2 separate regions of the Mus musculus genome follow, and region 2 is linked to region 1. A link is a loop called in an ENCODE intact Hi-C map of the cell type or tissue named here. Cell type or tissue: gastrocnemius. All regions are shown on one strand. Each heading gives the region's core, and the rest is flanking DNA. Links, peaks and the distances in the headings are about the cores only.

Region 1 (11,563 bases), core at 6,061-8,560:
TCCGTGTCCTGCTTAGGCTACCTCAATCAAGAGTGTGCATGTTTGTCGGATGAGCCTAAACTAGGGAGGTCAGCCAGGGTGAGGGCTATTGGGGCCAGCGGATTATACCCCTTAATCCTAGAACCCCAAGATATTCCCCCCTCTCTCTCTTTCTCTCTCAGGCAACAATCCTTTGTCATCCCCCTGGACTTCTTCCTGTCAGGAAGTTTCTGCTTCTTTCCACTCAGCAAGCTGCTAAGTAAACACCTTGTGACCTCTGTCCTTCCTGCAGCAGCTGCTTAGCAGCCTGCTCTCTGGAGGTCCTCACCTTACAGAGGCAGCTCCCTTTGTTTACCAGAACGTATCATCTGTCTCTGGATTGGCTTCCTCTGGCCCTGGTCCCCAAGAAGGGAGAGTATTAACATGGCTGTCATAAGACTGTCCCTCTGCCATTGCTGTAGGTGGCAGGGGCATCTCTCTCAGACCATCCAACACAGCCCCCGTTTGTTTGGTTTTTTTTCCCCCCTCTCATTGACTCTTTATTTGCTGACCTTTGTTACTGTTGCCTAGATACCCTTTTGGGTCCTTAAACTTCTCTTAGCTACCCTGTCTGGTACCCTGAGGCCGTATCTACATAACCGCTTGACAGAGAGTTAAACACAGTTAAACACACAATAATCATTTCTTCTTCCCTCTTTCGTTTCACCTTTCAGTGAGGAGCAAAGGGGAGAACCATATTTATTGAACATTACCCATAGAGCCAATAAGCAGTCTCTTAATACTGTATTTTTTTTCCAGAAACAGTGTCTCTTCTGCCCTCACAGAAAAACATGTGGTCAAGAGGAAATTGAATCAAGTCCTTTAATCAGCCACAGTAGTATTCGAATCATTTAATTTAGGATCTGACAACCACAAATTACTCTATTTTTCAAGCCAATTTTAGCCAACCAGGAGAACTGGCCCCAGTCAACTCAAGTTTAATAAATGCCTGATGATGGCAGTTTCAGAGGAAGTTTTTCTTTCTTTCTGTTTTTGATTTCTTGGAAATGTTCCCTTCCTGGCTCCCCGGGGCTGAGAGTGAACCCTGTGGGCAGAGAGCGCCAGCCACACCACACCGGGCAGCAGCGGGCAGCACAGGGAGCCATCACTTCTGCCACTGAGGCTTTTCATTCCTGGCCCTGAGTTCTTTTGGCCAGGAAAACAAGTCAAATCATATTAGAGGCAGGCAGGCATGGCCCACGGCGGCGGCGGCTCACCCGCGCTGGCCTCAGACCTTTCAGCACTTTCTGGAAACCCTGCACCGGAAGTAAAAAAAGATGGCTTCGGAGTCAAAACAACATCCGCCGGACACGCCAGAGATGGCAGCTGTCACAAAGCCAGTAAGAGGCCAAAGGCATGATCTCACGTTCAGAACCAGCTCTACATACAGCAGATGAGGGTGAGCAGGGAGAACCCACAGGGCTTCATCCTTCCCTCGCTGGAAAGGACAGCCTGCACCAGACCGCTGCTTTTAAGCTGGCACTCCCATTGTCCCTCCAACAATGCAAAGATTCAGATACTCAGGTCTGTTTTGCGTTGCCATAACTGAATACCTTACGTTCAGCTTATACAGTAGCGTATAAAGCCTTACGGTTCCGAGGCTCCAAGGGTCTTCTTGAGGTTGAAGAACTACATCTATCGAAGGTTCCTCTCACTAATGGAGACTATGTGTAGATTTCCGAAGTGGTGCAGGGTTTTACATAGCAAGAAAGATGCATACAAGGGTCAAAGCCAAATTTATGTAGCAGATGTGCTCTCAAAATAGCCTATTACCCATTAATCCAACAATCCTTCATGACCTATGTTTGACCCCTGGAACTGCATGATGGGAGGAGAGATGAACCCTTGAAAGTTCCTCTGATCTCCACATGCACATATCTCATAACACACACACATACACACACACACACACACACACACACACACACATGCATTTTAGGTATAAATATGAATAATAATGTTTATTCACAAATAGACTATTTTTTAAAGAATCTGGGGAATATAGAATCTACACAACATCCATTGTTTTAGACTGCCTTGATCGGGGATGTGCTACGGCACAAACAGAACGCTCAACAGCAGAGTCTGTGGAGGGTGGATGTAACGGCAAGCACCCGAGGGAATCTCTGGGAGAAAGCTGGCTAAGAAAGCCCTGTCAGGCTCCTGGGAACTGTCTAGCCACTGGCAGTGTCTTTGAACCTGGAATAGTTCGCTTGTCTCCGGGCTCTGCAGGTGGAGGCTTGCCTTTTTTTTCTCTCCATCAGGGGCTCTAGTTCACTGAGCTGCTCAGACATTTAACACGATCAGTTCACCAACCTCCATCAACTAAGGAGACCCCTACTCTTGGCCCCTTCCAAGAGAGAGAAAGAGACTCAAGGGGACAGGGTGAATCATACAGTCTAGTCAAAGTCTGCTCAGGCACATGGACCATTGTTGAGAGGCTGCACCCAGAGCCTCCTGGGAAAGTGTTCTGGATTGAATGTGGGGTGTCCCCTCATAGGCCCCAGCACTTGAATACTTGGTCCCCTGTTGGTGGCACTGTCTTAGAAGGTACTCTCCTTGATGGTGGCTCTGAGCCTTGTATGCATCCCTCTTGCCAGACACTTACTGTGCCCATTTTTAAAATTTTTATTTTTTAATTATTTACTTATCTGTTGTGTGCTGAAGACAAAGCTGAGGGCTCTGTACACGCTAGGTGGGCGTTCCTAATGAAGTTTCCCAATGAATCTTGATTATGCCAGTATCTTTACGTACCCTTGAACCCGGCCTTGATTTCTGATCCTCAGACACAGAACACTTGTAGGAAGTAAAGAAGATAAGAAGTGTATTATAAACAGTAAATAATGTCTCCTCCAACCAAGACCCAATGGAAGCACAAAGAAAACACAGACACATGGAGACTGGAGATTTGATTTTGTTCTGAAAAAGAAAAAGAATATTCTTGAAATAAACACAAGAATAAAGTTTATTTTATTAAGTCCCCACCAGCAAAGCAAGACAGACAGAGCTCTCCGGATTCAATTCTTGAACTTCACGCTGTCAAAATAAGCCATTTCTCCCTTTAGTTGCTTCTTGGTCTATGTTCCGCCATAGTTAGAAGTGAGAGGGTAGTAGAGCCAGGCATGGTGGTTCTTTCCTGTCATTCTGACACCTAGATGTCTGAGGCAGGAGGATCTTGAATTCCAGGCCAACCTAGGCTACACAGGACATTCAAGGCTAGCCTGGGTTTCATGGTGTGATGCTGTTCTCAGCAAATTAAAAGCTATGGAAGCTCCCTGGGAGAACACCCACCTAGCGTGTATAGAGCCCTGAGCTTTGTCTTCAGCAACACAACAGATAAGTAAATAATTAAAATATAAAAATTTTAAAATGTGCACAGTAATGGAGATTTGAGGGATGGTGGCTGAAAACCTTATGTACCCTGCCTCACTGGTCACTCTCCCAGATAGCTGAACCCTCAGCCTAGAACAGTTTCCCCATGAATCTTGATTATGCCAGTATCTTTTTGTATCCTTGAACCCCATCCTTGATTTCTGATCCTCAGACACGGAACACTTGTAGGAAGTAAAGGAGATAAGAAGTATATTATAAACAGTAAGTAATGTCTCCTCCAACCAAGACCCAATGGAAGCACAAATAAAACATAGACACATGGAGACTGGAGATTTGATTTTGTTCTGAAAAAAAAATATTCTTGAAATGAACACAAGAATAAAGTTTATTTTATTAAATAAAATTTTAAAGCTGGAATAGAGTCACACACCTTTAATCCCAGCACTCAGGAGGCAGAGGCAGGTAAATCTCTCTGAATTTGAGACAGAACTACATAGAGATCTACACAGAGAGTTCCAAGCCAGCCAGGGCTACATAGAGAAAAAAATTAAATATGATCATATGTATGAAGGTCTATAAATATGACTCATTAAACATAACTATTAAGTACTTTATCTGTGCCCCCTTTGTTGTTTTTTTAAAATGTTTTATGTGAGTGTTTTGCCTGCATGTACATCTATATGTTATGTGTGTACCTGCTGCTTCTGAGGCCCTTAAAAGGGCATTAGATTCCATAGGCTCCGCTGGGACTGGTTGTGAGCCTCCATGATGGGAATCGAACCTGGGTCTTCTGTAAGAACAGCCAATGGACTTAACTGCTGAGCCACCCTCTTTGTCCTCGAAATCTACCCCATGGTGGCTAGAGGTGTACCTCAGTGAGCAGAGAGCTTGTCTAGTGTTCACAAAGCCCCGTGCTCTCTTCCCAGCATCACACACACGCTACCTGTGGAGGTGAATTCCTATCCCCAGCACTCAGGAGGATTAGAAGTTCAAAGCCATCCTCTGCCATGCAATGAATTTGAGACCAGCCTGGGATACATAAGATGCTATCAGCAAAATAAAAAAGAACGCTCCCAGGGCCGCTTTTTCCTTGCCCTTTGATTCTATGTGAGGCATAAAGTCCTTTTATAGCTCTCTTCTTTACCCTAGCACAGCTATGCCCTCAGCTTCTTTCTGCTGCTGGCTTTTACTCCTGCCAGGGTTTCTGTTCGTGTGTGTATGTGTGTGTGTACGCGCAGAGACTGATCCTACAAGATAGTTCCACACCATTCTTTTCCTGAAGATGTGGATTTCTGTTCTTTTCCAAATGTCTCTGGGGAGAGTGAGGGTCTCTGTCCTTATATGAGAGGGAAGGTGTCCTGGCCAGATAAGGACACCTGTATCTGAAGCAGGCACCCCACAACCCCCACTTCCACTATCCAGCTGCTTATTTTGTCCCTTTTCCTGACTAAACCTGTTCAGAGAAGAATTACGATGCCCCTTTGTCTGTGTTACTAAAGGGTTCCAGAACTGCTTGGTCTGGAGGCAAAATAAAACCCATGTTCTAGGCAAGCCGGATGGCTCAATGGGTAAAGGTCCTTGCTGCCAAGCCTGGAGACCTCAACTCAATCCCCAAGACCTACAAGGTAAAAGGGGAGAATCAATTGCCACAAGTTATCCCTTGACCTGTATGGCATGTGTGTGCCCTCACCCACTCACAAACTAACTAAACAAATGTAATAAAATTAAAAATAAAACAAGCAAGTTCCAGGAAGTGGAAGAGGAGGCTGGAGAGAGGAAAGGGCCATAGGTGTGGTGCAAACAAGAGGACCCTGAAGTCAAAGCCAGCCGTGGAAGGAACGCAGGACTCCGGGGATCTCTATCCCCAAAGGGGTGGGGTCTGGGTTTTGTTCTCACTGTGGCCCAGGAGAAGACAGATGGTCTGAGAAGAGAAAGCAGTGCCCAGAGAACATGCATACCAGCAAGTCTATCTCGGATGATTAAATGGCAGTGGATAAATTTAACTAACGTGAGTAATGGGGACATGGAGGGGAAGTGAAGAGACATAGAATATTCTAGCAACATAAGGAAATGAGAGGAAAATGACTTTGCAACAAAATGTCAAACGTCTGTGCCTGGAGGAGATGTAATCTGGCCATTGCAGGCTCAGGGGAGCGGGGGAGTCTGCGGTTATTTCAAGTAAGTTTTAATTCACTTTAATAACAAATGGCTAAATCCCTTCAGACCCATGTCCTGGAACAGAACTGGGAGTCTGAGAGAGCCGTCTTTGTTAAGAGGGGTGGTTTCTTGTTCGTTGTGTTTGTTTGCTTGTTTTTTAAGTTGTGCTTCTATCCAGCCAGCCAGCCAGCCAGCCAACCATTTATTTTTGATTGAGTGAAACTAGCTGGTCCCCTGCCAGTCTACAAGAGATCCGAAACAGCTGAAAAGACAGAGATACCTGAACAGAAAGTATCGATGTAGACCTAACACTTGGTTCATGGGACTGACCTGTGATTGAAGGAAGGCTTGTGGGATGATACCATAAGGGCTTGAACGTCACGCTGGAGGATTGAATGAGTTCACCAGACAGACGACTAAGCCGGGAGCAATCCACACAGAAGGGCTTGCTTGAGACAAGGGTGACAGTACCACGTGCAATACTGGGGTGCTTGTTTTAATCATGGCTGGAAGGGATAACCAGGAAGAGGAGATGGGACGAGAGGAGAGGAAGGCCAGGGAGGAGATTCAGGACCATTAGACCCCTAATGAGAAACATCTCAGGAAGAAAGAGCCTAAAGACATGACCCCCTTCAATCCACCCACTGCCCAACTTAAGCCTCAGCCTTCAAAACGCAACTCAGATAATCACTTCCCCCAGAAGTCTTTCTGCCTGGCTCAAGCTGGAGTGGATTACACTTCTCCTATGCCGTGTCTTCCACCCACTCCTCCACACACACACACACACACTTCTGGGTGCCTTCCTGGATCCTGTCTGTGGGATCTTCTCCCAAAGATGGATAAAGTACTCTGGAAAAGAGCAATAGTTCTCAAGAAGAGGAGAGGAGAGGAGAGGAGAGGAGAGGAGAGGAGAGGAGAGGAGAGGAGAGGAGAGGAGAGGAGAGGAGAGGAGGCAGGGCAGGGAGGGAGGGAGGACAAGGCCTAGTTTAACAATGTGTCCTTTAAGAAAAAAAAATATAGCCGGGCATGGTGCCGCACGCCTTTAATCCCAACACTTGGTTGGCAGAGGCAGGCAGATTTCTGAGTTCGAGGCCAGCCTGGTCTACAAAGTGAGTTCCAGGACAGCCAGAGCTATACAGAGAAACCCTGTCTCGAAAAAACAAAACAAAACAAAACAAAAAATTCCTTTTCTTTGTGAAGCTCAAGATTAAACAAAGAACTTGTACACATTCCAAGATGGAATTCTGGCCCGTTAATTGCCTTTTTTTTTTTTTTTTCAGAGACTGGGTCTTGAAAATGTTAATAAATGAAAACTTGATTCTTGAATCTTTCGGAAATAATGTCTTGACAGCGGAACGTCATGGCAGTGGCCTGCACTGTGTCAGTAAGCACACTGACCTCAGCCCTAGCCATGCACTTCTCTGAAAATGGGGGGCGGGGTGCAGAAGGACATGAGAATCTTCTCTAGGGAAAATCTACTAAGGGGAGGCAGGAAGTCAGGCCAGAGACTCACCTGTCACAAGGAAGAGTTTACAGCACAGGGAGAAGATCATTTGAATCCCACATGTGACATTCAGTGGTTTGGTAAGTTTCTTATATACTGCTTATATTCTCCGAAGCTATTTTCTTACATGTGCAATGCAGATTAGAATATCTATCTTATCCACACACACACACACCCAAAAAAAACAAACAGGGATGGAACCTAGGATATAATGCATGTGCGGCGAGGGTTCTACCACTGAACTATAACCCCAATCAATTCTATTGGTTCTTAAATTCAAGTTAAGATAATGTATGTAAAACGCAAGGCCTGGTTCTGGCAGGAATAAATTTGCCAAAGTACCCGGTATGTTAGATTTTTAGAACAGTAATGTGCCACAGTGACCAGCAGATGGCGATCGATGCCAGCGGTCTGAAGAACGCCTTAGGGTCCAGGCACAGGAGGTGTTTGGTTTTACTGGAGCAAGGTGTGGTGGCTCCTGTAATCCCGGCACTCTCAAAGCTGAAGCAGCAGTATCGCCTGAGCACAGCCTGAGTTATTATGAGTTCAAGCTAGTTTGAACCACGGGGAGGAAGTGAAAGAGTGGGGAGGACTTGCTTCCTTGCACCCCAGCAACCTAGAGTGAACTCAATTCAGCCTCAGACGACGAAAGCTAAAGTTATGCTGACCCAAAGCAGCGTTCAGGAAGTATTCTCTTGATTTGGTGTCTTGGTGAGGGCAGGAAAACAGTCAGGAACTGAGGTTCCCTGTTCACAGGTTTTCGTAACTGAGCCCAGGTACTTTCAATAAGGGCCCATCCATCGCCTCTCACTAATTTTGTTGGATGCTCCTGTGTTACAAAGGCTATCTCAGCTGGAAGGCTGAGCCCACTGCTGATCCAGTGTGCAAGAGAGGGCCAAATGGTCCTGCCTGTTATCCTACAGCGGGTGCGGAGTAAGGCATCTGGCGTTATTAACCGGTTTCTTTGGCTCCCCCAAGCTTGAACAAGGTCACACTGAGTCCAGTATCCACCTCTTAGGCAAAAAAGGGTGGCCTCTTGCCCACCAGGGCACCAGGTGGGAGTGGGGGAGGGCACTACTCGGATACCTGGGGCTCTTCCTCCGTGTCCCAGCACGTTCTGTCTTTTCCATCTCAAAACCCAGGAATCTGAAGCATATGTGGAGGCCGTTGTCAGAGAGACAGCTCTAAGAGGCTAGACGTCTGGTAGTTCTGTGAATGTACAGTTCTGAACTTGCTGAGGACACAAACACTCCTTGATCAGCTTCTTAATTCTTGTGTTTGGCACCAAACAATAACCGCTACCCAGGGACCAGGGCAGAGAGCCACACTTACCCTTGGAGGACCCCGTGGCTAAGAGCATCCTAAGGGTCCCGGCTTTGCAGGTCCACTCCTGGACCATGAGAAAAGAGCATCATGCGCTGTGCCTGTTGATCCAGGGAGTCGCTACTCACAAGCTTATCCCTGCTCTCACTGCCTGCACGAAACAACCACCTGAACAGCCAACCGCAAACCGGAACTAATTACACCTCGACCTCTGGCAAGCCCCAGCCCTTGTGCGGGACAATTTAGAGAGTCAATAAATTCTTCTGAGCTTGGGTTTTCCATTGCATGCCTTACTGCTGTGAATGCGGCTCCTTGCCTACTGAAGGGTCTAGTTGGTCCCTCTCCAATGGCAACTTCAGGCTTTATAAACAATGGTCTTTGAACAAACTGAAGCCCCCCACCCCCCAATCTTGTAGACAATGCGTACAAATAACGTCATAGGGCCAGAGAGACGGCTGGACGGGTAAATGCACTTGCAGAGAAAACCTGAAGGCTTGAATTCAAACGTCGAAAGGTGGAAAAAGACAACCAGCTCCCAAGTGTTGTCCAACTTCCCTCTCCCCAACACACACAGACACACACACACACTGACACAGTCACAGAGATCGTTCTGTCTCTGCACCCACCACCACTCCCCCTGCAAGAATAAAAGGTATGGGCAAATACGTTTTACATACATACATACATACATACATACATACATACATACATACATACGTTTGTTTGTGTTGGGGTCCCTAGGAGATACTCTGGCCCCCATCTGTGAGCTGTGTGGCTGCCAGCGCTGGGGAACGAGCTGTAGTGCCTGGTGCCGAGCCTTACCCTAGCCTGTGTTTTGTGCTTCTTACTGAAAGTTCTGCCTTAGGAATCCTTCTAGGGTCTCTTAAACTTCTGTTTTGTGCGTATCTGTCTGCTACTGTTGTCTAGTGTGGAAAGTATTTGCAGAGTTTCCAAGGGGTTTGTTGTTATTTATACTTTCTCCGCCCCCGCATCCCAGCAAAAATCCACAGAACACTGTGATAAAAAGACAAATAGTAACAGGTGTGGGTAGGAATGTTGAAATCTATATGCTGTTAGTTTAAAAAAAAAAAAGATGGAAGTGATACAGCCTCTTTAGAAAACATTCACAGTTCCTTCAAATGCTAAACATGGTGCTACCAAATCTCTATAATTCAACTTCTCTGTATCTACCCCAGATCAATGAAACTGCACCCCCATAAACGTGTGTACACACATATCCTCTGTAATGTTGCTTTGAAGATAAAAGCATAAAATCTCACAGTGTGAACAACGCAGACGCTACCAACTGATGAATGAATGTGGTACACTCGGGCAATCAGATCTTTCATTCAGCATTAAAAAAGAATGGGATAGAGACTCCTGTGATGTGAATGAACTCAGAACCACTGTAATAACTGAAAGAAGCCAATCATAAAACTTCATATTGCCTGATCTTATGAGATACCCAGAAGAGACAGATTTGTCACAAAGACAGCACAGGTCAGTGGTTGCCCGGGATCGAGAGGAGGTGGGTTAGGACGAGGGGACGGTTATTAATGTACATGATTTTTTTTCTTTTGTGGCTAATTAAAATGTTCAAAGAGGAGACTACAACGATGGTTGTGCAACTCTTTTTATGTACTAAAGTCTATTGAATTATACACTTTAGTCATTCGTGCATGCATTGTTTATTTATTTTGGCTTGTAAGACCAGGTCTCTTGTAGCCCAGGCTGGTCTTGAACCACAGTTTAGGATAACCTTGAACTCCCGATCCTTAGCCACTTGTGTGCTAAGAGAATTGAGAATTGAGTCTACAGAGTGAGTTTCTGGACATCCTGAGCTACACAGAGGGAGAAAGAGGGAGGGGGGAGGGAAAGGGAACGGGATGGGAGGTGGAGGAGAAGGAGAAAAGAAAAGAAGGAGCGGTGAGAATTTCTAGAAGCTCCAACACACACACACACACACACACACACACACACACACACACACACACACACACGACAAAAACTTTGAACCTTTCCAGCAGCTCCAGAAAACACACATACCAAAGAAAAACTTTGAACCTAACCTGCCCGCCTTCTTGTGCTCTTACTGCAGCCCCCCACTAGGAGGCAGGACCTCTGCAGGGCGGGCACGCGAGGATAGCTGGGAATCGTAGTTTCTGCACCCGTGGATGGGCAGGCGCGAGGATCATTGTGCGCAGTCGCACTCGTGGCTCTGCGCCCGCCGCTGTGGCCATTGTCCGACCCTGTTGTTGCAGAGCAGTACTGCCGGGAACAAGAAACTGCAGCGGGCGCTAGAGGGGCGGACCTGAGGTCGCGGATTCCGAAGCCCCGGAGGCAGATTCCGAGTGCAGTGGGTAGGAGGCTGTCCTCCGGGCCTCGCCGACCATCCTGCGGACGGACTGGGCGTGGCCGGAGGAACTGTCCCGAAGCTGTGGGGCCTTTCATTTGGCCTTGGGAAGAGCAGCAGGAGAAGGCGGGGCTCCTCCCCACGTTTCGGCCGAAGTGGCTGCAGAGCTGAAGGGGTGGGGCCTCGGGGTAGCCCGGTGAGTGGATCCTGTCCTCTCTCCTCAGCCCTGGACCATAGCCAGCACACACTGAGGCAGGAATGGCCCCGAGACCTCCGACGGCCAAGCCCCAGGTGAGCCGAGCCTTCCCCCACCGCCCGGAGCATCCCACCCTGAGAGGCCCCCGGAGTCTGTATGGAACAGTTATTGGTATAGGTATAGAGAGTCTTAGTTTGGATCGCTTTGAGTCTCCTCCTCTGGAGAAAACCCCTCCCAAAGTGCCCAGCCCTGGGCAGAGCAGGATTTCTGAAAGGATGGAGTTAAAGAGGAGACTAGGGAAGTGCGATCTTGTGAGAGGAAGTGTTCTGGGGGTGTCAGCACTGAGACTTTATTGCAGTGTGCACTTCTTAGAACTCTTCAGTGAGGAATGGAGGATAGAGGGACAAAATAGAAAAGCCCCCTGCTTCCCATCCAAAGGCCATAAAGAGATAGTAGGGGGGCAGAAGAGACCTATTAGAATAAGAGGCCGGTGAAGGTTGGGCGCTGAGTCGGAGACCACCATTACAGCCAAACCTGGTCAGACAAGCTCCAGCTTTTCTTGCCCCCCCCCCCGCCCCACTCGTTTTATTTTCCTTTCTTTCTTTCCCCATTAACAAATGTATAATAGTGCGCACCCTCCATAGCCCCGGCTTCAGGTTAATTAGTAAGAGACAGATTT
Region 2 (11,563 bases), core at 4,965-7,464, 230 kb after region 1:
AGGAATGTAGCCCAAAGGCAGAGCGCTGGCCTAACATGCCCAAGGGCCTGCATGCTACCCTAAACACTGCAAAAGGAAAATGTGGCGTTTCTATTTGTTGGGGAGTTGTGAGTTGCCATAGCTTAATTTATCCATCCTGGCAACAATAGATTCATTGTAAGACTTTTAGAGGTTTGTTTTGTTTTAAAGTATAGGTGTCTGCATGTGTGCCTGGGTGTTTGCATGTGTCTGCATGTGTGCCTGAGTGTATGCACGTGTCTGCATGTGTGCCTGAGTGTATGCATGTATACCACATGAGTGCATGAGCCCTCAGGTGTCAGAACAGGGCATTAGGTCCTTCAGAGTTGGAGTTACAGGGTGGTTGTGAGCTGCCCCAGGGTTCTGTGAACCAAACTCAGGTCCTCTGTAAGAGCAGTGAGCACTCTTAACTCTCCAGTTAACCCTCCAGCCAAGCCATCTCTCCATCTCTCAGCCACCTTTTTATTTGTTTTTGTTTTATAGGCAGATTTGAAAAGAGAAGGGGGAGGGAAGAGAAGAGAAAAGTATTAATTCACTTATCACATATCATTCCCATTTCGCATGTGAATCAAATGCCTTTGGTATATGAACAGAATTTGCAACCATCCCCCATCAACTTGGGAGCGTTTTCATGGGTACTAGAGAGATGGCTCAACAGGTAAGAGCGTTTGCTGTTCTCACAGAGGAACCGGGTTCTGTTCCCAGCGCCCACATGGTGGTTCACCACCATCTATAACCCCAGTTCTAAGGGATCTGATGATGCCTTTCTGTGACCTCTGTGGCATTAAGCATCCATGTGGTGTACAGACAGACAGACATGGAGCTAAAACACTCACACATTGAGGAAAATGAAAAAAATATAACATATATTTAGTTATTAAAAAGGAATGTGCCCCTTGCCACCCGCCATCTCCCAAGTCCTATCTGTAGATCTTTTTGATCTGGGACGTTCGAGTGTGACAAAGGAATGGCACGGGGTCTGTGTGGTCTTTTGTGTCATTCAGCATCTGCTATCTCCACTCTGGCATGTTAGCTAACGCTGCAGTTTCACCTTGTAACACTCCCTCCCACGCACATACAGAAGGCATTGCTGTTGATATTCAAAACTAAGCCAAATCCCAGTCGGAGTGCAAAATAGACGTCCTGACGGAGTGCCGTCACTTTAGAACCCAGCCATCAGGGTTAGTAAGTGGAAGGACTATGTTCTCACTTTCCATTCCCGGACAAGGGAGTGAAGGAAATTCCCCAAACCCAGCAGGTCAGGCTGGAGAAAGACTGTGTGGGAGTCGTCTATATTCAACCAGTGTTTGAGCCCTACTCTTGCCATTTATGCTGTGTGACCTTGGAAGAGGCATTTAACATCTCTGAGCCTTTGCTGAGTCATGTTTCCCTCTTTATGCCTGATGCAATGACTTACTTACTTACTTTATTTATTTATTTATTTATTTATTTATTTATTGGTGATTCTTTGCTCACATTGGATTCTATAGGAGCTTGGAGAAAATTTAAGATCTGCCAATTCCTGGGCTCTTCCATCTCTGGATATCTGTATTGAGTTAGTTGGAGTTAGGACCCAGGACTGGGTAGTTTTCAAAGCACACCAGGACAGTATGTGCACTGTACACCAGATCCGAGAGGGTGATTATAGGCATTTTGGTCAACATGCTTTAGTCCCCGAGTGGGACTGGAGGCCTGAGAGCTCATAAGGCTACATTAAGGACTAGAGAGGGCTAGGAGGGCCTGGCTCAGCGGCACTCAGGCCTGCCTGCCTGCCTTTTGTCGGGGGGTGGCAGGGGTTGAGGGTGGGGGACTCAGCTGTATGGAATTTAGAACAGGATTCTCTCTGGGCTTGGGAAAATCCACAGAAGGGAAAAGTAGAGAAGCAGCCTCCTTCCTAATCAATAAGCAAACAAGTCGTGGAGTCGCCCAAACAGCCACAGGAATGCTCCGTGGGCTGTAGCCAGTGGCAGTGCCAGAGAGCACCCCTGTATTTAGGCAGTAGGGTGCGGTGGTATTGTCTGCTTGCAGCTAAAAGCCAGGACACCACAGCCCTGACTTGGCATGAAAGCCAAAGGTTTTTTTTTTTTTTCTTTCTTTCTTTTTTTTTAAACCTGTATGTGTCTCCCTTTGTCTGCTGGTGTCAGCTGGGCCAGAAGAGAGGATATCAGATCCCCTGAAACTAGAATTACAGGCAGATGTGAGGTACCTGGGGAGGGTGCTGGGATTTGAACCACATCTTCAGAAGAGAAGTTAAGTGCTCTTAAAAACTGAGCCAGCTCTTCAGGCCCATTTCTGGCCCCACCCTATCCCTATTACAGCAGGTAGGGACAAATTCCCCATCTTCTTGCACCGGATTTCAGTTTCTCTTAAAAGAATTGCCTCCTCACCGGACAGTGCCTCCAGGAACATTGAAACCTGGGTTGTGGACACTGGACTGTCTAAGAGGGGCCTGGAGAGGAAAATGACTTCAAGCTGCTGTTTCTTTTCCTTGGTCTTGACATGAAGGACAAGTAGATGGAGGCGATCTTGGCTCTTTAGATGGAGGAGATCTTAGCTCTTCTGAACTGAAGGAACAGGGGCCATTGCTGGTTGCAAGCCTATGTAGACTTCAATACCTACCAGCTACCGTAACTTCAATTCCAGTACTGTGGTCACATCTGCTGTGTTCTCACCTGGCTCTTCTGTGCAGCACCCAGGCTGTGACAGGCACAAGGAGCTTGGGTGGGTCTTCTGCACTACCCTGTGCCTTGTGGCTTGAGCATGTCTCTGGAAGTCCAGCCTTCCCTGCTATCCTTGATTAAATCAGTCCCACCCACCTTGGTCCCTGTTACCTTCTCTGTCTGATATGTGTTTGTTACCCCAGCTGCCTTGGGTCACAACTCTTGGGAGGAAAGAAACCCACATATTTTTTGAGAAAGAATCCTTACATTCTTGAGGGGGTGAGTGGGGGAAGTGCCCCTTGGCAGAGGTGAGCTGTGGTGTAAAAGAGAGGCAAGACTGGGGCCTGAACCCTTGAATGTGTTTAACCACATTCACCAAGCTGCAAGACTATTAACACGTCTCATGTCTGAGGCTGATGGCAGGTTTTACCCTGTTGATTGTAGTTGGCTCACTGGAGTTACCATGGAGCTTGGAACACATGGCGAGGTAGAACCTGGGCAGATAATCACTGCCCCAATGTCTACAGTCAGCATGAATGACCTTACATCTGGGGGTGGGGGGGCAGTCCTGGGTGATGATGGAGTGTCCTTTGTCCTGTTTACTCTCAGAAGTCAGGGTTAAATGAGCCTGAGTGAATTCTCTCCCTTCTGTGCCTTTGCTGGGCTCTCCTTGCTGCACTCCTCTGGGTGTTATCCCTGGCCTCCTTTGAGATGTTTTTGTTGATGTTGTTTTTTGAGACAGAGTCTCACTAGGAGTCCACTCTAGGCTCCAACTTGCTCTGTAGCCTCTTGATCCTCCTGCCTCCGAGTGTTGGAATTAAAGGGGTATGCCACCACACCTGGCCTCCTGGTCTGAATTAGTGAAGTTAGTGACTTTGTTTTGGACCAGGACATTTAAGAGAAGTTGGGAGAAAATCTGGTAACTTTAATGCAAATAAGTTTCCTGTCCTTGGAATCCCCCCCCCACCCCAGAGTCTCCTTTCAACACAGGCGCACATATCTATGGCATTAGGAACACAGGCTGGGGGTTTGCTTGTGTAGTATGACCTTTCGAGCTCCTGGTCCTTGCAGGAGTGGGGATGGGTGACCTATTAGGGGAAATACAGCTTATTTCAGTTTATGACAAGTGGTGACATAATGTGGAGGTTTTGTTTGTTTTTTTCTTTCTTTCTTTTTCCTTTTGGTTCTTCAAGACAAGGTGTCTCTGTGTAGAACTCTGGAACTCTGTATAAGATCAAGCTGGTCTTGAACCCAGAAATTTGCCTGCCTCTGCCTCCCAAGTGATGGGACTAAAGGCATGCTTTGTAGGAGGGAGGTTCTTGAGTCTGGCTTTAGACTTCTTCCTTTGTTCAAACCTCTTCTGTTAGTATCCTTGTGGTTCTGAGGCCCTTGTCTACGGAATGATCTTTTGCTGGTAGCTGTAGCTACTTCCTGTTAATCTTCACTTAATAGCCAGGTAACCTAGGCGACTCGCCACAGTGTAGACAGAGACCACAGCCTCTTGTCTGTTCCTAGCCATGTGGCTGGGCCACATCCTTTACCTATCTGTGTTTCTGCTATTTCATTTGTGAACAAGAGTTGCTAAATGCCTCCTACTGTATACGCCTGACTAGGTGTATCCAACCCAGGGCTTCTGTACCTAATAAACAGAACATTATAGTTCTTGTCTTCAGCTTTCAAGAGATGGACACAAATAGCGACCTATCTGAGTGAACCCATGTGTCCTTGGCAACAAAGGGTAGCTTGTCCATGCCCTGTTTCTTTCTTTCTTTTTTTTTTTTTCCATTTTTTATTAGGTATTTAGCTCATTTACATTTCCAATGCTATACCAAAAGTCCCCCATACCCACCCACCCCCACCATGCCCTGTTTCTAAAGCTATGGTGACATCTCCTGCGGGAGTGGTTGTTTCACAAGCTTGTAGTCCTTTCTAGTTTTGTGGACACCTATCAAAGGTATCATCAACCTCATACATGAGACATGTTAATATTTTACATCAAAGGAGGGAGTTCCGGCATTGCATTGCCCAATGTCATCTAAGAAAATGACCTGGGGGGAGGTTTTCTGGGTGGTGACATCTGTGAAGACTTTAGAAAGGAATACTGAACCACAAAACAAGAGACTGTCTACTCCTGTCCCCTCATCCTTCAGGTGAAACTTTTTTTTTTTTAAGATTTATTTATTTATTATATGGAAGTACACTGTAGCTATCTTCAGACACACCAGAAGAGGGTATTGGGTCCCATTACAGATGGTTGTGAGCCACCATGTGGTTGCTGGGATTTGAACTCAGGACCCCCGGAAGAGCAATCACTGCTCTTAACCGCTAAGCCATCTCTCCAGCCCAGGGTAAAACTTTTTGTCTTCTGGTCTTCAGAGTTTGAGTCAGAAAATACAGAGGTATTTTTGGGATACACAGTAGCAGTGTAGCTCTGTAACCCTGGAGCTCAGAAGGAAAACTCTGATCATACCTTTGTTACCTTGAGCCAACCACCTGTGTATAAATAAATGGTCCTTTAAGTATAGCTGAACGGAGGTCTCAGAGTTGTCTGTGGAACCTCTCTCGTCAAGGATACTCAGAGAAGAGGTTTGAACAAAGGAGGCAGTCTAAAAAAAGAAACAAAACAAAACAAAAACACCTGTTCTTCATGTCCTGCCTTGTGCATGGTATGAGCAGGGTTCTATTTTCAAACAGTTTCCCAGAGACTGGATCACCTATTAGTTGCTAAAGCGATCAACCATGGTTAGCTGCCCTTGGTGACAGGACCCTGTCCTCGAGCCCCAGCATTTTCTGTGATGTTCAGAGGCTTCTGAGATTCCTTGTCTCTACCCACTCACATTCCAGAGATGGCCACCCTAGTGGAAGAAGAAATGGGATCCTTCAAGTGAGGCTGGCCTTGGCTCGATGGCAATTACTGGAAAAGAATGTAGCGAAGGCTCGCGCTTGCCCGCCCGCCCGCCCACCCACGTGACCAGAGGCTTTCACCAACCCTGCCTTTTATTTGTATTGAATTATGTCCCCAGGGTTTTCTGCTGTTAGCTACTACTTCTGCCAAGCCTGCTAAAAGATGGGGTGCTTACAATGAATATAAAACTTAGGCATACTAAAAAGACATTCTTGGTTTTTTGTCATTTAAAGAATTTATTTTAATTGTAATCAACAAAGAAACAATAATGTCACACACACACACACCCTTCTTGGGTGGGTAGTTTGAGGCAGTCTGATGTTTCTTGGGCTGGCCTCTATCTAATCTGCTATGTAGCCCAGGATGACCTTGAATTTCTGGTCCTCTTTCCACTTTCAAGTGCTAGGATTGAGACCAGCCCTCCCCTGCCCCCTATTGGTAATTTAACTCAAAACTTTACACGTGTTATAGGCAAATGCTTTACTACAGAGCTGTATTTAGGGGGAAAAAAGCCCACCTCAACCCCTCTTCTATCAGTTTTCTCCAGTTATCATTCATGCCCATGATAGAGGTACTAGCACGGGCTAGTCTGTGTATGCAAAGTTTTCGATTGCATTGCCAACAATTGGGGTGGGGCAGGGACAGTCTTGAATAGCAGTGAAGAGCCCTCATTTAGGGGTGAACCAATTAAGCTCTGAACTCAGCAGTGTATAATTTCAGGAAAAGAAAGCCCATGCTGAAGGGGCCTCAGCAAGGCTGGGATGGGGGCAGGGAGAAGTTGCACCACCCCTCCCCAGTAGCTCAGTGGCATATCAGTCCATGGGATATATGTAACAGCAGGAGCATAAAGCTAACCCCATGAGGTTGTCCTCTGACCCCCATATATCCCCTGCCACATACACCCCTGTGCACATATATAGTAAGGGGCTAGAGGATGAAAAGAATTAAGTGGGTAAAAATGCTTGCCGCCCAGCCTGGCAGCCTGAGTTTGATCCCAGGGACCTACATGGAAGGAGAGACTTGATGCCTGCAAGTTGTCATCATCTGACCTACACACACACACACACACACACACACACACAGAGAGAGAGAGAGAGAGAGAGAGAGACAGACCCATACATACAAAAATAAAAGCCTAAGGAAATACAAGGCAAAGACCACCACCAGAGCAAGGACCCTCTATAGAGAGGCAAGGAATGCAATCAAGGAGCAAGAGATCTCAGATTGCCTTCGTCTAAATCCCAGCCTTGCCGATTTCCGCATCTGTAAAAAGAGGATGTGCCAGAGGCGTGGTGGCGCACGCCTTTAATCCCAGCACTCAGAAGGCAGAGGCAGGCAGATCTCTGTGAGTTCGAGACTAGCCTGGTCTACAGAGTGAGTTCCAGGACAGCCAGGGCTACGTACAGAGAAGAGACCCAGTCTGAAAAAGCAAGATATAGAAAGCAAAGCATATATCAACTGTATAAAGTTCTGGGTTTGAACGGTTTAATGTTTGTAAAGTGCTTAAAATGGAGCCTGGAACGATAGTGTTCTGCAAATATTTAAAATGTGGCCAAAGTAGTTGACAAGAGTAATTGAAAGTATTAGTTCAGACTTTCCAATCATGGGATTGCAGGTGTGCACTACCACACCCAGTTTGAGGTTGTGGAGTTTCCTGGTAATAATGGTGATGGTGGTGACTACTGTGGTAGGTTTTCCAATTAAGAGACAGATGCTCAGGGGTCTTAATTCCCATGGGGACCAGTGCATAGCACAGCTGGTTAAGGAAAGGTGTCCCACTGGGTGAGGTTGACTTAGTCCCTTGGCAGCTTTCTTTATTCAGTACCTTCCCCTGGGGAAACATCAATGCACACCCAGCTCCTTGGGCTGATCTTGGTGTTCTCAGAGTTCTGCATAGCTGAGCCCGGTGGAAGACAACTTCTAGAACCTTCCTGGAGCCAGCAAGCCCCTCCAACTTTCCCTTATTTCTCAGCCCAGAGGATCTGGTTTTACAGAAAGATAATGAGCCTTAACCAGCACCTGGAAATTCAGGTCGGGCCTCTCTTGTCATACTTACAAGGTGTCACTTCTCCAAGGGTGAGGCCGAGTCGCCATTAAGAGGTGCCTTGAGCAGGTTAATTGCCTCGCACCAGGTTATTTACCAAGCCTCTCAGCTCTCTTTTGCTACCACCCTTGGCAGGTCCAGTCATGTTCCTGTTGGTTTTTCACTGGCTAGATTTGTGCGGGCTGGAGAAAGGAATCAAGGCCAGCTCCTGTTCCCTGCTTATGTGACAGGCCCCCAAAGATGACTCAGATGCCCCTCCCCCTCACCCCAGTACCTGTGCTGCAGGTTGAGAGGGTTTCTTTAAGAGCACCTTTAAATGTTCCTAATCTGGACTTTAAAAGTGCTAACTGGGAACTAGGGGAGACGGCTGAGCCTGTAAGGTGCTTGCTATGCCCTGAAGAAAGTCTGCCACTCTCAGTGTAGGACTTGTAATCTCAGTATGCACGGGCAGATACCAGATGGAGTCCTGGTGCTTGCTGGCTAGCCAGCCTGTCTTACTTGTTGAGTTCCAGGCCAATGAGAGACTCTAGTCTTACAAAACAAGGTGGATAGCATCGACTGCACAGACAGACAGACAGACTCAGTCTCTCTCTCTTTTCCTACATATCCATTCTTCCCATAAGAAAGGATAGTTGCTTCAAGTTTAGACAGATCCTCCTGTGACTGTTATCTCTCATTTGCCTTTTGCTCCAAAGTGTGTATTTTTGCCAGTCAGACTGGTGGTGCCTGCACCCTCCCTCTTCTTGCTCACTGAAACAACATTCATATCTATTTTCTCTGTCAAGTACAGGGGCTTTTGGCTTCTGAGATGTTTACAAGGGTGACCCCTGGTGGAAGAAATGAGCACTGTAGCACAGGCATCTCCTCCTGGGGCAGAAAGTGTTCCGTCCACCTGAATGTAAGAGGCAGGGGAGTAGGGATTTTCATAAGAGAATGCTTAGGCAAAGTAGAAGTTCCGTTGTGGGGAGTGATGGGCAATTGTTTGAAAGTTTGGAAAGTAAGCTAACTTCTGAGATTTGTTGTGAATTCATTCAAATGTGCCCTCTGAGATTTTTTTCTATTACACTTCTCTTTGTGTATACACACACACATACATACACACACACACACACACACACACACACACCCCTTATGCCCATGAGCACAGAACGTCCCATATGGTATGCCTGAGGAAGTCTGAGGATAGCTCACAAGTCAGTTCTCTTAGCTGGGTAGTGCTAGTACACACCTTTAATCCTAGCACTTGAGGCAGAGGCAGAGGCAGGAGGATCTCTGAGTTCAAGGCCAGTCTGGTCTATAGAGTGAGTTCCAGGATGGTCAGGGCTACACAGAGCCCAGTCTTGAAACCCCACTTCCCAACCCCCCTATACACAGTTAGTTCTCTTATCATTTGAGTGAGTTCTTTCACTGTGGGGTTCCAGGAGTGGAACTCAGGATTGGCTGTAAGCATGCTTGCCTGCTGAGCCATCTAGGTGCCTTGGGTTTATAAGGCAGGGTTTCCTACAGCCTCAGATTTGCTTACCTCTGGAAATGTAACCAGTGTTCCTTGCCCCCATACCTGTTTTGTTTGTGTGTGGTGTATGTGTGTGGGTGGGTCTGATGTTTGCATAAGTGCAGGTACAGATGTGCCATGGAGGGGTATAAAGGTCAGAGGCCAACTTTGGGACTCTTCTGTTCCGTCTTGCTTTGAGGCAGGGTCTCTTGTCTCTGCAGACTTGGCTGCATACACTGAGCTAGCTGGCCCATGAGCTTCTGGGTGAATCTCCCATCTTGCTGCAGGAGCGCCAGGCTTATAGAGGCACATTACCACATCTTGCTCTACCTGAGTTCAGGGGTCCGAACTTTGGTCACCATGCCGCGCTGCAAGCACTCTGACCCGATGAGACATTTCCCGGTCTGGTTTCATATTAAGTATCTCTTTTGCTTTCACTCTGAAAATGAAAGATTTGCTTTATAGACAAGATACTCATTGACGACTAAGTGAAGAAAACCAGCCAACCAATCAAACAAACAAAAAACCACCCAGACTCCAAATGTCAGTTGCCCTGTATTTGGGAAGAATTTAACGATGAGGCCAAGGCTCTCCGGGTAGGGTTGTTCATTGCCAGTTTGTTGAGTTAGTGTATATTTTGTATGATGTGCTAGATGAATCAGGTTCCCTTTCTGGAGAAGAAATGTCCTGTCTGTGATCTGTCCACTTTCCTAATCTCTGTGATCTCCATCCTGTAGTGAGATTTGAAGGATGCACTGGCCGGCCAAGGACAGCCTTCTTTTCGGAAGACTCCCGATTCAAAGTGGCGACAGACGGCACCATCACAGTGAAGCGGCATCTAAAGCTCCACAAGCTGGAGACCAGTTTCCTCGTCCGCGCCCGGGACTCCAGTCATAGGGAGCTGTCTACCAAAGTGACGCTGAAGTCCATGGGGCACCACCATCACCGGCACCACCACCGCGTACGTACTTGGGGGTATTTCTTAGATATGTGTATATTTTTCAGGGAGCTGTCTAATCTGGGGGGCCTCTAGTCTTAGCACTGGGGACTTGTTGGGCGAGATAATTTTATGGGAAGACTCTAGGATGCTACGTGGCATCCCTGATGCCTGGAATACCTGCAGAAGAACCTCCATAAACTCATGACTCTTAGGGTGGGAGTGGCAAAAATACCCCCCATTGAGGACAGTCTTTCGTTCTGACTGAATCCATTCCTATTGGGCTTGGGGTTTGCTGTTGGGTTCTGTGGCTCTGGTAGTATGGGGTGATGAGGAAGATACTGGCCCTGCCTGGATTGTTAGCCCACAGTTGCTTTCTCTCTGACAACAACCCCAGTGACACCAGAGGGGTCGTTTCCCCTGTGCAGACTGAGTGAATTTACACACAGGAGACACCGAGATCATGTACATACACTTGGTATCCACAAGGACCATCTTCTTCCTTTATGAATATGAAAACCTAAATGCTCAATAGGGGTGAGGATATTTGCCTATAGCCAGCATGTCCTGCTGCGAATGCACCTCTACATAAGATAATGCTCAACTCATGACTCTATGCGACAGTCACTGTTGCACCCTTATTAGTAAGTCTGCATATGTTCTGCGCGGACAGAGTTGTTCTCATAGTTATTTTGGTTTGAGCCCAGGTTGGCTTCAAACTCATAGACTCTTGATCTGGGACTGTGGGTGTGTACTAATAGGTTTCATACAGGGTTGGTTCTTCCTCGTTTTTCTCTTTTTTGGACAGGATTTCTTATAGCCACGATGGTGCCCAGCTCACTGTACTGCAGAAGATAACTTCTAATTTTTCATTTCCGGAGTGATAGGGTTGTAAGCTTGTGCCATCACACCTGGGTTTGTGGGGCTCTAGGGATTAAATACATGGGTTCATGCATGCTAGACTTAGTACTCTGCCAACTGAGCTACACCCCCTACTCTAGATACCTTAAAAAAAATCTTGTAGAATCCTTTCTGTCCCCCTTTTTGTTTTATTTAAAGGATGGTTTTGTGTAGCCAAGATTGTCCCCAAACTTGATCTATAGCCCAGGATGACCTTGAACTCCCAATCCTCCAAAGTTTGGGATTACAGGCATGTACTACCATATTTGGCTTTGAAAAGAAATCATTTCTATCTGCTCTTGGTTGACTACCTATGTGAACCTAAGCTATGGAGGGAGGGCTGAGTGGAAGGTTAGAGTCTTATCAAATACTCTCTGTTGGCCTTGCCTTCCTGGAGAGAGAATGAGTGTCTTATTTAGCAAGGAGGGGGAAGGAAGACCAGTAAGTCTTTGTCCCTTTTTAGAGCTGAAGAGACAGCTGTAGGTTTGGCTCCCCAAACCTCCATTAGGTACCATAGAACAGCCAGGACTCAGCTGTAGGAGACACAGGCTCCCTTTCGGGCCTCTGCAGTGCTTACACATGAATGGTGCCTTCAATTCATGCAAAC

The links. Peaks named below come from ENCODE experiments on the same cell type or tissue, not always from the same donor. Only the 100,000 strongest peaks of a DNase experiment are listed, where the experiment ranks them.
Region 2: a loop joins it to region 1, with 3 times the contacts of the local background. A loop is called at or near these places in 17 of 42 quality-filtered maps.

The regions. Positions count from the first base shown.
Region 1 is chr8:106,404,792-106,416,354 of GRCm38, forward strand. It overlaps Zfp90 (zinc finger protein 90), which reads left to right and starts at 10,536. Exons shown (of 4, transcript NM_011764.4): 1 at 10,536-10,979. The coding sequence starts at 10,947. Gm34026 (a long non-coding RNA gene) reads left to right here. Exons shown (of 3, transcript XR_387995.2): 3 at 778-1,612. In gastrocnemius, for the core only: a CTCF peak has its summit at 7,396 (motif pointing right); a DNase peak (open chromatin) is centred at 7,422; H3K4me3 peaks cover 250 bases.
Region 2 is chr8:106,639,145-106,650,707 of GRCm38, forward strand. Cdh1 (cadherin 1) reads left to right here. Exons shown (of 16, transcript NM_009864.3): 3 at 9,857-10,080. Among named protein-coding and RNA genes, the nearest start is that of Tango6, 38 kb to the right of the region's middle. In gastrocnemius, for the core only: a CTCF peak has its summit at 5,992 (motif pointing left); no DNase peak of the experiment used is centred there; H3K27ac peaks cover 486 bases.